Linked DNA regions of Homo sapiens: region 1 is linked to region 2. The links are chromatin loops, found by intact Hi-C in ENCODE. Cell type or tissue: PC-3. All regions are shown on one strand. Links, peaks and the distances in the headings refer to the core of each region. The heading gives the core; the rest is flanking DNA. Region 1 overlaps NOL10 (nucleolar protein 10). Region 2 overlaps ODC1-DT (ODC1 divergent transcript).

The links. Hi-C counts contacts between places; a loop is a spot of excess contacts. Peaks named below come from ENCODE experiments on the same cell type or tissue, not always from the same donor. Only the 100,000 strongest peaks of a DNase experiment are listed, where the experiment ranks them.
Region 1: a loop joins it to region 2, with 4 times the contacts of the local background. A loop is called at or near these places in 54 of 110 quality-filtered maps.

What each region holds. Positions count from the first base shown.
Region 1 is chr2:10,664,956-10,673,701 of GRCh38, forward strand. It overlaps NOL10 (nucleolar protein 10), which reads right to left. Exons shown (of 21, transcript NM_024894.4): 5 at 8,565-8,602; 6 at 6,599-6,735; 7 at 3,703-3,768; 8 at 2,263-2,323. Among named protein-coding and RNA genes, the nearest start is that of NOL10, 21 kb to the right of the region's middle. In PC-3, for the core only: a CTCF peak has its summit at 3,644 (motif pointing left); a DNase peak (open chromatin) is centred at 3,666.
Region 2 is chr2:10,450,816-10,457,853 of GRCh38, forward strand. ODC1-DT (ODC1 divergent transcript) reads left to right here. Exons shown (of 5, transcript NR_110597.1): 3 at 1,466-1,654; 4 at 3,054-3,243; 5 at 4,608-4,737. Among named protein-coding and RNA genes, the nearest start is that of ODC1-DT, 4.6 kb to the left of the region's middle. In PC-3, for the core only: no CTCF peak of the experiment used is centred there; a DNase peak (open chromatin) is centred at 1,726; H3K27ac peaks cover 2,294 bases.

The DNA of each region.
Region 1 (8,746 bases), core at 2,414-4,913, 220 kb after region 2:
TTTTCACTTTGTGTTCTTGTCTATCATTTGATTTTGTAATGATAAAACAAAAACATAAACAAAGATGTTTTAAGATTGTTTAATATATTAACTACCTTAAAAGCAAACCCTTCAATATACTTAGGAGGTTCTGACCTCATTAATCTTTTAATATTATTACAAGTAGGTATGTTGCAAAGATGAATAATCGAAGGGAAACCTTTTTAAACTACAGCAGGTAATTCCAAATGGTCTAGTCTTCTATGTCTTCTCAAAATGAGTTAATAAATTTTATGGACATAAAAAAGAAAAGTTGCATTCCAAAAACACAAAATGGGTATGCAGATAACTTCCAGTGTAAATACAAAATGTATTTTTAAGCACACTGATTTTCTATTACCTAAATTTGAATATTTCCATTGCCAAACCTCCCCTCTTAGGCACTTCAAAAAGCACAAAATGCAAACATTTAGTTTGACAATATTATGATAACTAAGAACTAAAGAAGAAACTAAAATCTGAGATGTAATATGAAAATCAATGTAAAATGAATTTGTTAAGCCTGATCTGACTATGCTTATGAAACTGCAAGCTGCTAATAATCAAGGAATTTCCGGAAGCCCAGTCTTTGAGCATCCCTACCTCCTATCCCTTCAACATGTCCTAGGCTGGTCTTAAACCAGCTGCTGGAAGAGCAGCACGTTCTAATACATAACTTCTCTTAGCACATTGCCTGGTGTCTAGCCTAGACTGCCCTGTAAGGACCCTAAAAACTATTTTCTCAGGGAAACTCTTGTAAAACTTCCCCTTGGTAATCTCAAGTAACCTGACTACCAAGAGAAAGCTTGATTTAGACATAACAGTATTCAAACACATTCAACATAGTTTTACATAATATCTGTCAGATCAAACTTAGTGTCCCATTTCAAATATTAATCTTTTTTTAAAATACAACTTCAACTTCTTTGTTAGACTCTGGGGGTACGTGCAGGTTTGTTACACTGGTATATTGCATAATGCTGAGGTTTGCAGTGTGACTGATCCCGTCACCCAGGCAGTGAGCATGGTAGCCAACAGTTAGTTTTCAACCCTTGCCTCCCTCCCTCCCTTCCCCATCCAGTAATCCCCAGTGTCTAGTGTTGTCATCTTTATGGTCATGAGTACCCAACGGTTAGCTCCCACTCATAAGTGAGAACACGCAGTATTTGGTTTTCTGTTCCTGTCTTAATTCACTTAGGGTAACAGCCTCCAGCTGCATCCATGTTGCTGCAAAGAACATTCTTTCATTCTTTTTTGTGGCTGCATTAATCTCTCAACATAAAAATAATTTGAGTAAAAAAAAAACCATTAATTCCATCCATATGAAACTGGTTTAATAAATTATAGTACAAACAACAGAATGCTATCTGTAAACTATCATTTTTTTTTTTGAGACGGAGTCTCGCTCTGTCACCCAGGCGGGAGTGCAGTGGCCCAATCTTCATTCACTGCAACCTCCGCCCCCCTGCCTCAGCCTCCCAAATAGCTGGGATTACAGGTGTGTGCCACCACACCCGGCTAATTTTTGTATTTTTAGTAGAGACGGTGTTTCGCCATATTGGCCAGGCTGGTCTCAAACTCCTGATCTCAAGTAATCTGCCTGCCTTGGCCTCCCAAAGTGCTAGGATTAGTGAGCCACTGCGCCTGGCCTGTAAATTTTTTTAAAATTAGTTTAGCATCGTAAGTAATTATAAGTACCAATAAGATGTATATTATATACTGTTATGTCTAAAAAAAAAAAAGCAAATGGAGAACTACAGTAGAATACAATTTCAGTTTGGTAAACCACTTTAAAAAATATGTATGTACACATATGCATATTGGCATATAGCACTTAGGAAAAAAAATTTGAAAGGATACTACTCCAAACCATTCAAGTGTTACCTCTGGGGTGTAGGATTTGGTGACTGGAAGGTATAAAAGGGCACTTTTTAAAATTACATGCTTCTGACATATTTGCATTTTTTAAAACTATGAGTATTTATCATTATTTTAAGTGAAAAATGCAAATCTACAAAAAACTATTGGTAAGTGTGAAGGACATTGATTCAAAGATATTATCATTTAAAAGAAAAATGTTGTGTACATTCATCTCAATATTTACTGAATGTTACTCTACAGGATGTTCAAGCTATCACCTCATTATCATCCTGCTCTAAGGAATCAAGCAACTCAGTCTTTAAATAAAAATTCCAATCAAATATAAAACAAATATTCTAAAAAATAAAGTCAACATATGCTTACCTCTATGGTTCCTGTGGCAAACAAGCCATGCACTGAATTTATGTCACAAACATTATTCTCCCTAACACAGGAAAGCAGTAAGAAAGAATGAATTAGTTAGCACCTACTTTAGTGGGGAAGGAATATTAAATAAATAAACAGTCAACCCAAATTCTGAGTAGAAAGAAGACACACAGATTCTCTCTTACTAATCTGCAAATGGAAAACACCAAGGTATGAAAGGGTTAAGTGCTTGGCTCAGTCACTGGAGTTTCTGATCCCCAGGGTGACACTCTACCTGCTAGGTGACAAACAAGGAGGGACTTCCTTCTGAAATACTATTCCACTACCATGAGAAGAAAGGGTCACTCTATTTTTCAAGGTATTTTCTTCCAAGGCAGGTAACATTCTTAAAAGAACACACGCTATCACCATGACAATCCTGAGCCTTGACAGGCTTGTCCTGGGTACATCATTCTAAGTCTCATTTTCTTTCTCTGTAAAATGGATATTTCACCTACCTCGGGGGGTTGTTATGGGGATTAAATGAAAAAGACTGCAAAGCGTTCAGCAGTATCTGGGGTACAGAGGACACTCAATATAATGCATTTGTGAAGTTACTACTACAAGTTTTTTTTTTAATAAAAATAAAAGCATTTCTACCCAATGTGAAATAAAAAAAAATTAGAGTTTATTTGGTTCTTATCACAACATGTTCACCTAACCTTTAAAAATCCTCTCAAAGCAATACGAGAAATTCAGCAAGCTCTTCATATACACAATGAGAAGTAATCCAGCTTCCACCCTTGACTAGTTGTGTGGCCTTGGGCAAACTACTTACCTCTCTGAGCCTCAGCTGCCCTATCTGTAAAATGGTACTTACCACAAAAATCTGTTCTAAGTTTAAAATGAGATAATAAAGGTAAAATGACTGAATAACACCTGGCACAAAGTGCTTTCCTACTGTGTTTATCACTATTATTTGTTGTGATGATGATGATGATGGATTCATTCCTAAAAATTTTTGCTGCATAGTACATATGTGTAGACTATAATGTATGATAAAAGGAAACCTTTAAAAACCTTAAATGTCCGCTAGCAGAGCATAAAAATTTAAAAATGGCACTCCAAATTAATTCAAAAGTTCTCCACAGGAGAAAATATCACAAAACAAAACCATGAATGTAAATTTAAAGAACACTACAAGTAATAATAATAAACTGAGTATTTTTAACTGACTTAAAGTTGAGTAGATGAAAAAAAGCTTTCATTTAATTTTTAAAGTAATCACCAGATCTTTCAGTGAATTTTTTGTCTGAGAATAAATTCAACAGTACTTTTTAACTAAGTTGCTGGGAGTTTTGCTTAATTGCAATAGTTTATGTTACTTGTTAACAAACTGAGCATCTGGCTCCACCTCCTGGTCAAAATGTATATAGCAGAATTACTAAAACTACTCACGCAGCATCAGTTTGTAGAGGATTCAGGTATCGTCCTTGTTCTAAGTTTAACCTATAAACTTCAGAACTGTAAAGTAATAAAGAAAGTTAAAAACCTGCTAAACTACAATGAAACTTTAAGTAAATATAAATTTTATAAATATATATATTACTCATAAGCCACCACTTCCTTTTGTAACACTGATACAAAAACGTATTCTAAATCTGAAAAATATCCACTTTATGAATTTGTTCATGTATAAAAGTGATTTAAACCATTCATGTGCCAAGGAAATATGAAGTCATTACGTAGAATACTATTTACAAATAAGATGGAGAATACAAGATCCAAAAGTATATGTAATGTATCTACATATGTATATAAGAAAGGACTAGAAGGAAATATAATAAGGATCCTCTCTGGGTGGTGTAATTATGGCTGAATTTTTTCTTTTTTTTTGTTTTTTTGTTTTTGATATGGGGTTTTGCTCTTATTGCCCAGGCTGGAGTGCAATAGCGCAATCTCAGCTCACGGGCGCCACTCACTACACCCGGCTAATTTTTTGTATTTTTAGTAGAGACAGGGTTTCACCATGTTGGCCAGGCTGGTCTCAAACTATTTTTTTGTATTTTTAGTAGAGGCGAGGTTTCACCATGTTGGCCAGGCTGGTCTTGAACTCCTGACCTCAGGTGATCTGCCCACCTCAGCCTCCCAAAGTGCTGGATTACAAGCATGAGCCACCATGCCCAGCCTGAATTTTTTCTTTTCTATATTTTCCCAATTTTCTAAAATGGGTATGTATTTGTATATATATATATATTTTTATTTTTTATATATATATATATACACACACACACACATACACACACACATATATACACACACACACACACACACACACACACAAACATAATAGCCACCAGTCAAATACCTGGTCAAATGCTACCTTTTTGATGACCATAAAAATAACACAGGGCTGGGCAGCGGTGGCTCACGCCTGTAATCCCAACACTTTGGGAGGCTGAGGTGGGCGGATCACGAGGTCAAGAGACCGAGACCATCCTTGCCAATATGGTGAAACCCTGTCTCTACTAAAAATACAAAAATTACCTGGGCGTGGCGGCGCATGCCTGTAATCCCAGCTACTCGGGAGGATGGGGCAGGAGAATCGCTTGAACCTGGGAGGTGGAGGTTACAGTGAGTGGAGATTGCACCACTGCACTCCAGCCTGGCGACAGAGCGAGACTCCATCTCAAATAATAATAATAATAATAATGATAATAATAATAATAAAGGCCAGGTACAGTAGCTCACACCTGTAATCCCAACATTTTGTGAGGCCAAAGCAAGAGGATCTTTTGAGCCCAGGAATTCAAGACCAGCCTGGGAAACATAGTGAGACCCCATCTTTATAAAAAACTAATAATAAAACCAAAAAGGTACTTAGAATAAAAAGTTTTGAAATACTGTGCAATAGGGCTAAGAAACTGACTTTATCAACTAGATTATACATGTCTATCTCCAAATTTAGCACCATACTAACAGAAGCCAAAGATATCACTCCTAAATGAGTCACATGTAGGAATTATACCTTCACTTTCAGCAACTTAAAAGCAAAGATCATGTCTTATTCTTCTTTAAAGAAATTAGTCCTTCAAATACTGCTGTATTTTCAGGGGAAAAAAAAGGGATATTTCTATTGAAATTGTACTGAATTTTTGCCTACAATTTATCTCGTTAAATATTGTAAATAAATTGCTAATACTAATAGCCAAAAAGATACACTAATTGCTTTGTTAAAAACAAAACAAAACAGGGCCGGGCACCGTGGCTCATGTCTGTACTCCCAGCACTTTGGGAGGCCGAGGTGGGTGGATCACCTGAGGTCAGGAGTTCGAGACCAGCCTGGCCAACAAGGTGAAACATCGCCTCTACTAAAAATACAAAAATTAGCTGGGCATGGTGGCAGGCGCCCATAGTCTCAGCTACTCAGGAGGCTGGGGCTGGAGAATCACTTGAACCTGGGAGGCAGAGGTTGCAGTGAGCCAAGATCGTACCACTGCACTGCAGCCTGGGTGACAGTGTGAGACTCCCTCTCAAAAAAAGAAAATGAAACAAACAAACAAAAAAAACAGAAAAAACAAAACAAAAAGACATGGGTAGGTAGTGGTGTTCTAAAGTTATGACATCTGTCCTAATTAGTTTCTTAAATACATTTACTACTTAATGGTTTTGAAACAACTGTTTTTTAAATTTTTGAAAACTTGCTAATAAACTTTTGTTCAGAATTTAGTAGACTGTTTAATGTAGGACATCAACTACATAATGAAAGATGCTTTAAATGCTTTTGTCATTTCATGCAAATCAAATTAAATCAAACTATCAAATTACCAAAAATAATAACAATAAAACCCTCTCCCAATTTTTTTAAACTAGAGTCCATAACCACATATGACCTATTAATCACAAAGTGATCAGATAGAAACTGATTACTGACATGAAGCAAACTTAAGGTCGAGACAAAAGTCTAGAAGATAAACAGATAAATAAAACAATACTATGTCTCATAAATTGTGGCAACCGGGCTAAACTGAAAAGGCTCACACACTTCCCATCAGTATTTCCCAATGAGGCACATAACTATCACAGATATTTTTAACATTAGAAAATATTGTATTAAGCAAAACAACAGTTGTTAAAACAGTATATGGTACTTATAAGTAAACCAATATGTAGAAAATAGAATTTTTTGCCTATCCTGTGTTTTCTTTTCTTTTTTTTTTTTTTTTTACAAGAGCCACGTATCACTTTTTTATTAAAGCAAGTTACCTAAACAGAGAAAATGTACACGAAATTTAGGAACAGAAGTTGGTTGTTTTAGGAGGTGAAAAGGAGAAAAAGGGACTGGATCCAATACCTTGCACCAACAAAGTACAAGTCACAGGATGGATAGTGGTAAGAGAAATCTCTCCCAAACTTTGGTATTCTGGTTTTGTAGTAAAAACCTGATTGCGAATGAAATTCAATGTATCTATCATTATGTAAGAAGACAATCTGAAAATAAAACAAAAAAATTAGTTTGCTTAGGTTTCTAGTTAGGTGTTTACTTCATTATCGCTAAAAAACTGGCAAACCAAGGAAAACCCTTACCTCTCTCTCACTTTCTGTATCTAAACACACATGTCCATGCACACACACTCCACTGGGATTAAGAATGAAAACACTCCATCGGCTCCTTAATGCCTTCCTGTATCCTGATAGCTTTTCTGCAAACCTTACATACTAATTAAAGACTTGAAACAAACGCCCTTCATTTACATGGCACCAGCATGTCATAACATAGAGCACTCTCATGGTACCCTCAATGATCAGTTCCCTCTTTCACTTGGGAACACATTTAAATAATCCTGGCCGGGCATGGTGGCTCACACCTGTAATCCCAGCACTTTGGGAGGACAAGGCGGGTGGGTCACCTGAGGTAGGGAGCTTGAGACCAGCCTGACCAACATGGAGAAACCCCATCTCTACTAAAAACACAAAATTAGCTGGGCATGGTGGCGCATGCCTGTAATCCCAGCTACTCAGGAGGCTGAGGCAGGAAAATCGCTTGAACCCAGGAGCCGGAGGATGCAGTGAGCCGAGATTGTGCCGTTGAACTCCAGCCTGGGCAACAAGAGTGAAACTCTTGTCTCAAAAAATAAAAAACAAAAAATAATAATAATCCCACCATTATCACACAAGTTATGATAAACTCCTTGTATACATTTGACTTTAGTGTACTAAAGGGGTATCTTAAACATCAACAGATGGTATTTAAAGGCAAATTTGTCAGTATTTAGAGAAAATACATTCTAAAATGACATGTTCCAAAACGTATGATAAATGATACCATAGACAAAAGGATAAGCTGTACCCCATAGTTTCCAAAACTGAAAATATAAAGCCATGTCAGCTAAGAAAATTCAATTTTCTTTCAAGATGCCATTTGACATCACTAAAAATGTTTCATTTTAAATTCAAGAGTTTACTGACAATTTTATAATTGTTGAAAGTGATTATAAGAGTTGAAAGATGGGTCGGGGGCAGTTGCTCACGCCTGTAATCCCAACACTTTGGGAGGCCAAGTCAGGTGGATCACTTGAGGTCAAGAGTTTGAGACCAGCCTGGCCAACCTGGTAAAACCATATCTCCACTAAAAACACAAAAATTAGCCAGGTGTGGAAGCACATGCCTGTAGTTCCAGCTACTCAGGAGGCAGAGGCAGGAGAATCACTTGAACTCGGGAGGCTGATGCTGCAATGAGCTGAAATTACGCCACTGCCCCTCCGGCCTGGGTGACAGAGCAAGGCCCTGTCTCCAAAAAAAAAGAGTTGAAAGATGGACTAATGGCACCAAAAAAGAGAAATAAATCTACTTAGCTATATTTTGAACTGTTTCAGAATATACCACAACCATTTGCAAAGTTAAAAAAAAATTAAACACACAACCCTGCTAGTTTACATTTCACATATAAATAAGAAAATGAAAGCAACCTGGCAAATAAATCTAGGTTAAACGTAATAATCAGAATCACAAATCTAGAATACAGGATGATATAAAAGATGACTGCTGCCAATTCTTAAAAATACAAATAAGGTTTCATATACGATATGAAAAATTACCTTTGATATTAGATTGGCCAAAGGCTATCCGTATCACTGTATTAATATTAATAAAAAATGATGGGTTACATTTTACTACACAGCCATTTTTGTTTAACAATAGAACTACACAGCCATTTTAGTTTAACAATAAAAATATTATAAAACTGCTTATCATTAAAATAAATTCCACTCACTCATTTCTTGGGTCTAGTCAGTACAAACCAATGCTATAAAACATACCTTTGAGTAGTCATCAGACAAAATTTCAAAGGTGACAACTGAAAAACAAGAAATAGGAAAAATACAATTATCAAACAATATTCTTAGTAACAACGCAAACCTGATGCAAAGATTCTAATTCAACACAGAAATTATATACATACCAGTTTTTTTCTGCCTCTACGTGAAACAAGAAGAAAATT
Region 2 (7,038 bases), core at 477-2,976:
ACCCTCATGTGGAGATGAGATTTCTTTTTTATTTTTTTTTTCTGAGAGTCTCACTCTGTTGCCCAGGCTGGAGTGCAGTGACGTGATCTCGTCTCACTGCAACCTCTGCCTCCCAGGCTCAAGCGATTCTCATGCCTCGGCCTCCTGAGTAGCTGGGATTACGGGCATGTACCACCGTGCCCAGCTAATTTTTGCATTTTTAGTAGAGATGGGGTTTCGCCATGTTGGCTAGGCTGATCTCAAACTCCTGACCTCAAGTGATCCACCCACCTCGGCCTCCCAAAGTGCTGGGATGACAGGCGTGAGCCACTGTGCCTGGCCAGAGATGAGACTTCTATGTGTGGTGCTAAAAGAGTGAATAAAAACATTAGATACTACACTGGACATGCTTCTAAGAGCTTAGTCATCTCACCTAAGTTCTGGGACCAACTCCCATTTTCTTAGGATTCCTTGGGCCCCCTTACCACCCCCCCGCCGCTCTGCCCCGCTCATTATGAAAGTTTGGACATCACTCTGTCTCTCTGGGTTCCAGACTACCTTTCTGAAAATGGGGTGGTTGGACTGGCTGAAAGCTCAGGTTCTTCTTTCCTTCTAATGTTCTAAGAATCTACTTATTTCACAGAGTTCTGTATAAATCCACTGACCAAGTTTTCTAAACCAAAACCAAAAACATGTCTGATGAAGGAAGTATCTTTTTTCTTCTTTGCTAACTTACATGAAAAGGCTTATAAAGGTATATAGTGATTGCAGACTTAAGCAGTCACCCTTATCATTATTATTATTATTATTTGAGTCAAGAGGCTTGCTCTGTTGCCCAGGCTGGAGTGCAGTGGCGCAATACTGGCTCACTGCAACCTCTGCCTCCCAGTTTCAAGCAATTCTCCTGCCTCAGCCTCCTGAGTAGCTGGGAATCCAGGCGCCCACCACCACATCCAGCTGATTTCTCTATTTTTAGTAGAGATGGGGTTTCACCATGTTGGCCAGGCTGGTCTCAAACTCCTGACCTCAAGTGATCTGCCTGCCTTGGCCTCCCAAAGTGCTGGGATGATAGGCGTGAGCCACCGCGCCTGGCCTCACCCTTATCAAAAAGAAGTAGGTCACATAGAAGACAATAACCAGCAAGCATTTGTGTATCCATTTACTCAGTATTGGAAAGTTTGACATTGAGAGCTTTCTGGAAAATGGGTTTGGGCGCTGCTTACGTGTCCGTGGTTGTACTCTACTTCACCAAACTTCTTCCAGAAGCATAGAAGAGTGGACTGTGGAGTGAGGCTCATGACCTCCAGCCCCATGAGGACTTTGGGAGGTTAGCTTCTGCCCTGGCAAGGGTGCCCTAACTCAGGACACCTGGGTAATGGGGACTAGTCACAGATGCTCTAGTCCCATCTGGATGTTTGGCCAAAAATAGTTTTCCTTAGCTCAGTCACTCACCAGTCCTTTAACCTTGCCCTTTGAATGGTTTTAGGTGTTTCCGAAAAATCCAATCCACCCTCCAAGGTGGAAAGTGTGCCATCTCTGCCCATAATCCAAATGGCGTGCCTGAGGCATAGAAAGCAGCTTTCAGGGAGGCCTTCCTTCCTCTGAGCAATGGTGGCATCATCAGAAAAGTGGAGCTCCTCCAAAAGGATCTGCTGGAAGCAGAGGACGCCCATGTGTAAGTGGAAGTCCCAGGATGTTTGTTTTATAAAGTGTTACATCACGGCCCTACCTTGCCCCAGCCCTGGTGTGGCTCACTGGGAAGCTGCTGGGAAAGGAGCCAAATAGGAACTAGGCCAGGGCCTCCTGGAGCCCAGAAGGGCCCTGGGGGCAGGTCAGTGGGCACACACAGTTGCAGAGAAGAGGGGGCCCTTGTCTGGAGGCTGAGAGTTTGGAAGAGTACTTTTTTTTTTTTTTTTTGAGACACAGTCTTACTCTGTCACCCAGGCTGGAGTGGTGCAGTGGCACAATCTTGGCTCACTGCAGCCTCTGCCTCCTGGGTTCAAGTTATTCTTATGCCTCAGCCTCCTGAGTAGCTGGGACTACAGGCGTGCACCACCACTCCTGGCTAATTTTTTGTATTTTTAGTAGAGACAGGTTTTCGCCATGTTGGCCAGGCTGGTCTCAAATTCCCGACCTCAAATGATCCGCCCGTCTCAGCCTCCCAAAGTGTTGGGATTACAGGTGTGAGCCGCCGCACCCGGCCTGGAGGAGTTCATTTTCATGGGGAAAGTGATGTTTATCATTATTTTGCTTCCCACTTCCTTGTCTTTTTCAGTGGGCAGAAGTCAGAGTCCCATTAAGCCTGTACCGAGTCAGTATTCAGACATGCCATCCGACACGTGGACAGAAGCTTTGCCATCTGCCTACTTGGCTTGTCTGTTTCAAGCCCTTCACTGGTGGCCCTGGGTCCACAGAGTAAAGTCCAAACACCTTAGCCTGGCACCCAGGACCCTCTGAGGCCTGCCCTGCCCACCCTCCCAGCCTCTTTTGCCACTCCAGCTCCCTGAGCCACTGATGTTCCACAGACCCTGCCCCTGCCATCGTAACGTGGGTCACGTGGTGTGGGCACCTTTGTTTCCTGCCTCCATCCTGCCTTCCCCTCCCCGCAACTCTCCCTTTGAAATCAGGACCATGATTTTCTTCTCTCCATATGTTCAGTTTCTAGCCTGGTTCCTGGCTCACAAAGCCATTCAATATTGTCAAGTTGAAACTGGGTTTAGTAGCACCTGTGGGCTATTGGGAACAAAAGAAAGCAAGCGAGGCTGTGCTGAAAAGTGGTCATTTGTGGTTGCTATACGAGTGATTAGCTCAGGAGAATTTCTCCCCACGTGCTATCTAAGATTAGGGGAACAAAAGACCCTGGGTGTTCTTCCTTTAGTCAGTTGTTTGTTGATTCATTCCATACGTGTCTGCTGAGTGCCACCTGTGTGCAAGTGGCAGGCAGGACAAGGGAGGACCCTCTGTGGCTGGGCCGGGTTCCTGGGGACCAGCAGGGAATTGATAAGAGCCAAGAGAAGCCTCGCTTTTACCCAGTGCCTAAGGAAACTGCCTCTTTTGTTTTATTTTCTCCTAAGCGCCTGGTGACTCCCTCTGACCCAACAAGTTGCAGCACCTCTGCTGGGCTTTGCCACTGCCCCATTTTTGCCAGAGCCTCACCCTGGTGGGGCCCCACCTCTGGGAAGCCCCAGCGCCTGCAAGATTTTTTCCTCTCGTGACAGGGAGCAGCATGCGGAGGGCCCTTGCACAACCTGGGTCTTCAGGAAGGTGAGTGCTCTGCCCAGGGGCAGTGTGAGCTCTGCGTCCCTGCCAAGTCAGAGGCGGGACCATCCGAAGGGCCTGTGGCTGGGGTCTGCTACACCGAGCCTTGCGGGCCCTCCAAGGGGTAGGGTACCCTGAGGGCAGTGCTCCCTGTCTCTGTTCTAACAGCTGTGAGCACTTGCTCTGTGCCAGCGCCCCTGCCAGGTGCCAGGGAGAAGGAGGGGAGGCCAAGGAGGTCCCTGTGCTCCAGGAGCTCATGGTCCAGAGGGGAGGCTGCCCCCAGGCTTGTGCTCTCTAGGTTCTGGTCCCTGGGACAGTGGTCACACAGACAAAGGAGGTGGACGCAGCCGAGGGAGCAGGGGCCTGGGTTTGGAAAGGCTCGTCCAGGGCCAGGGAGAGTTAGGGAGGGGCCTGCAGCACCCAGGGCAAGAATAAGACCTGTGGGCACCAAGGGAGGCTCCCGCCCACAAGCCCAGCTTTCCTCTGGGAGAGGACTGAGGGCTGTGAAGGGGAGAGCAGAGGAGGAGTCACTCTGGGGAGCAGCCTCTCACCCCCAGGGGCTGCTACTTCACCCAGCTCCAGCCTCCATCAGTCCATCCAAATCCTGGCTGACAGCAGGGCCCCGCCATCGTAGAAGGCAGGTCGGCCTCCACATGCGGGCACAGAATGTTTCCCTTTGGCATTCCATGCCCTGTATGGCTCAGGGCCCAGGCAGGCAGTTCAGCAGAGGGAATTTAGCAAGAGAACTAGTTACAGAGATGACATGTCTTACAGCTGCAGGAAGCCACTATCACCCAGAGGACTGGGGATGAAAGGGGACGAGGGTCCCCAGCAGCGTGGCAGCCACCTGTGGGCTGTCCCAGAGAAACCCACTGACCACCAAGGGCAAGCAGCTAGTGCTGGGGAGGCTGCGAAGCCAAGAGAGGGAGAGGGAGATGGAGACAGAGAGGAGGGACAGGAGCCAGCTCTCCCCTCCGCCCATCCTCCAGGCTCCCACCAGCACTTCCCAGTCAGAAGCCTGTTGACAAGAGATCCCGGTCAGTGTCATTTTCCAAGGCCAGCCCTGTCCACTCCACCAGAGAAACAGCAGAGGCACAGTGGGAGTGGGGAATGGGTCTGAGAGCGGGCGGGCAAGGGCAGGCTCGGCCCCTTGGCGGTAGGCCCGTCAGAGTCTTCCTTCTGCCTTCTTGTAGGACAGTTTCTAACCAGAGTTCTGGTAAGCACTGGTGACATTTCACATTGGCTTAAGCAATAAGGAAAAGCAGTCATCTCACGTAGCAACGTGGCTTGGGGAAGGGAGTCTCCAGTTTCATGTATTCGGAGCCTCAAGAACAACGTTGAAGACCTGGATTCTTTTCCTGTTTTTGCAGTTCCTTGCCCAGGTGTTGGCCCAGCTCTCTTCATGGTTCCAAGAAGGCTGCCCCAGGAAGGCTTGTGGACAGAGGGAGAAGCATCTCTTCCTCTATGTCTCTTTTTATCTAAGAAACCAGTTTGACCAGCATCCTTCCCCTCGGCTCCCCAGGAGGAATGCACGGATCCCTTCGCCTTCCCCCATCCCTCCATGGTTGACTAAACCCACTAGGATCCACTCTTTTGCGTGGAAATGGGTTCAGGCCTCCCACGAAGAGCATGAAGATGCCCTCTGTTATGGGTTACATTATGTCCCCTGCCCCCGAGACCGTATGTTGAGTCCTAACCCTAGTATTGCAGAACGTGAATTTATTAGGAGATAGGGTCTTTATGGAGGTCATTAAGTTAAATGAGGGTGTTAGGGTGGGCTGGTGTCCTGATATAAAGGGGAAATTTGGGGCTGGGTGTAGTGGCTCACACATATAATCCCAGTGCCTCGAGAGGCCAAGGCAGGAGGATTGCTTGAGGGCAGGAGTTCAAGACCAGCTTGGGTAACATAGGGAGACCGGTATCTATAAAAAAAATTAAAAACAAAAAAATTAGCCGAGTGTGGTGGTGCATGCCTGTAGTCCCAGCTACTCAGGAGGCTGAGGTGGGAGGATCGCTTGAGTCCAGGAATTTGAGGCTGCAGTGAGCCATAAAAAGATGGGGGACGATGGAGACGCACAGGGAAAACACCTTGTGAATGCGGCAGAGATAAGGGTGATGCCTCTACACACCGAGGAACTTCAGAGACAACCAGTAAGTCACTGGGAGCTCGGGGAAGGCACAGCGCAGATGCTCGCTGCCCTCAGAGGGAAGCCAGCCCGCCAACCCCTTGATCTCAGACCTCTGGCCCCTGGAACTGTGAGATGATAGATTTCTGTCGTTTAAGCACAGTGGTGCTGTGTTATAGCAGCCCTAGGGAACCATCCACTATCAGAACAAAAGCAGGGCTGGACTGCTAGAAGAAAGGAGAGGAGAATGGCAGAGGATACCCACCTTGGGGCTGAATCTGAGATCACTCCAGGGCTCCCCAGGTTGTTTTGAAGAATGGAGATGGATTTGTGCAGGGCTCACTGTAGAAGCTCAGTGCAGCATGCGACGCTTATAAGGCTGCAATCCCCAGAGCTCAGTCCCTGAAGAGCGCTGCATTCACAGACATCAGCCAGCAGACAAACCAGTACCTATTGTCCCTGACCCCCAGAATCCAGCAGACATATAAAAGATGGTTGTTAACCCCACTAAGTTTTGGGGTAATTTGTTATGCAGCCATGCAACTGAAAGAAGCAGCTACAATATTTTTATAATGAAATTCTTAGCCAGGACCCTCATAGCCTAGCAAGAAGTTCTGTCTGGAAGAGCCCAGCTTTGGGGTTGGGTATGTCTGGGTTTTAATATGTCAAGAGGGCAGGCCCTGGAGACGGAGCACATGGATTTGAATCCCAGCCTCTCATAGGCAGGTTAATTAATTTCCCTGAATCTCAGTTTCTTCATCTCTCAATGGAGAAAATAATAGAAGCCACCTCACGGGAATTAAATGAGATTATTTACGCACAGCACCAAGGCTGTGGCTACTGTATTTGACCCCTGAAACAGTTAATTTTTCTTGACATCCCTTCCTTGGTATATGTATTAGTCAGGGTTCTCTAGAGGGACAGAACTAATAGGATATCTCTCTCTCTATAGATTTATATAAAGGGGAGTTTATTAAGTATTAACTTACACAATCACAAGGTCCTGCAATAGGTCGTCTGCAGGCTGAGGAGCAAGGAGAGCCAGTTCAAGTCCCAAAACTGAAGAACTTGGAGTCTGATGTTCGAGTCCAGGAAGCATCCAGCACAGGAGAAAGATGGAAGCTGGGAGGCCAGGCCTGACTCTCCTTTTCATGTTTTTCTGCCTGCTTTATATCCGCTGGCAGCTGATTAGGTGGTGCCCACCAGATTAAGGGTGGATCTGCCTTCCCCAGCCCACTGACTCAAATGTTAATCTCTTTTGGCAACACCCTCACAGACACACCCAGGATCAATACTGTCAGTTCAATCAAGTTGACACTCAGTATGAACCATCGCAATACAATAGGATTACTTTCTGTGATAACCTGTGTAAAAATAGGCAGTCATGATTTTCCTGTTGTGTTCTTCAGGTGTAAAACAAAAAATTTTAAAAGAAGAAACTTCAATTTTAAAGATATTATTCAAACTAAGTTAAACATTTTGTGTATAAATTAAAACAATAAATTTTGTTTGCATGTATCAAACAAAAATATTCCATCTTGCAGTTAACATTTTCACTGTTTAAATTTTCAACACCAAAATCCCATGTGTAATGATGGAATTTAACTGGTTAAATGCTGCCTCTTTGCCTTCACAATCACAGTGGTACTGTTTCTTGCAAATGTCATGAGAGTTG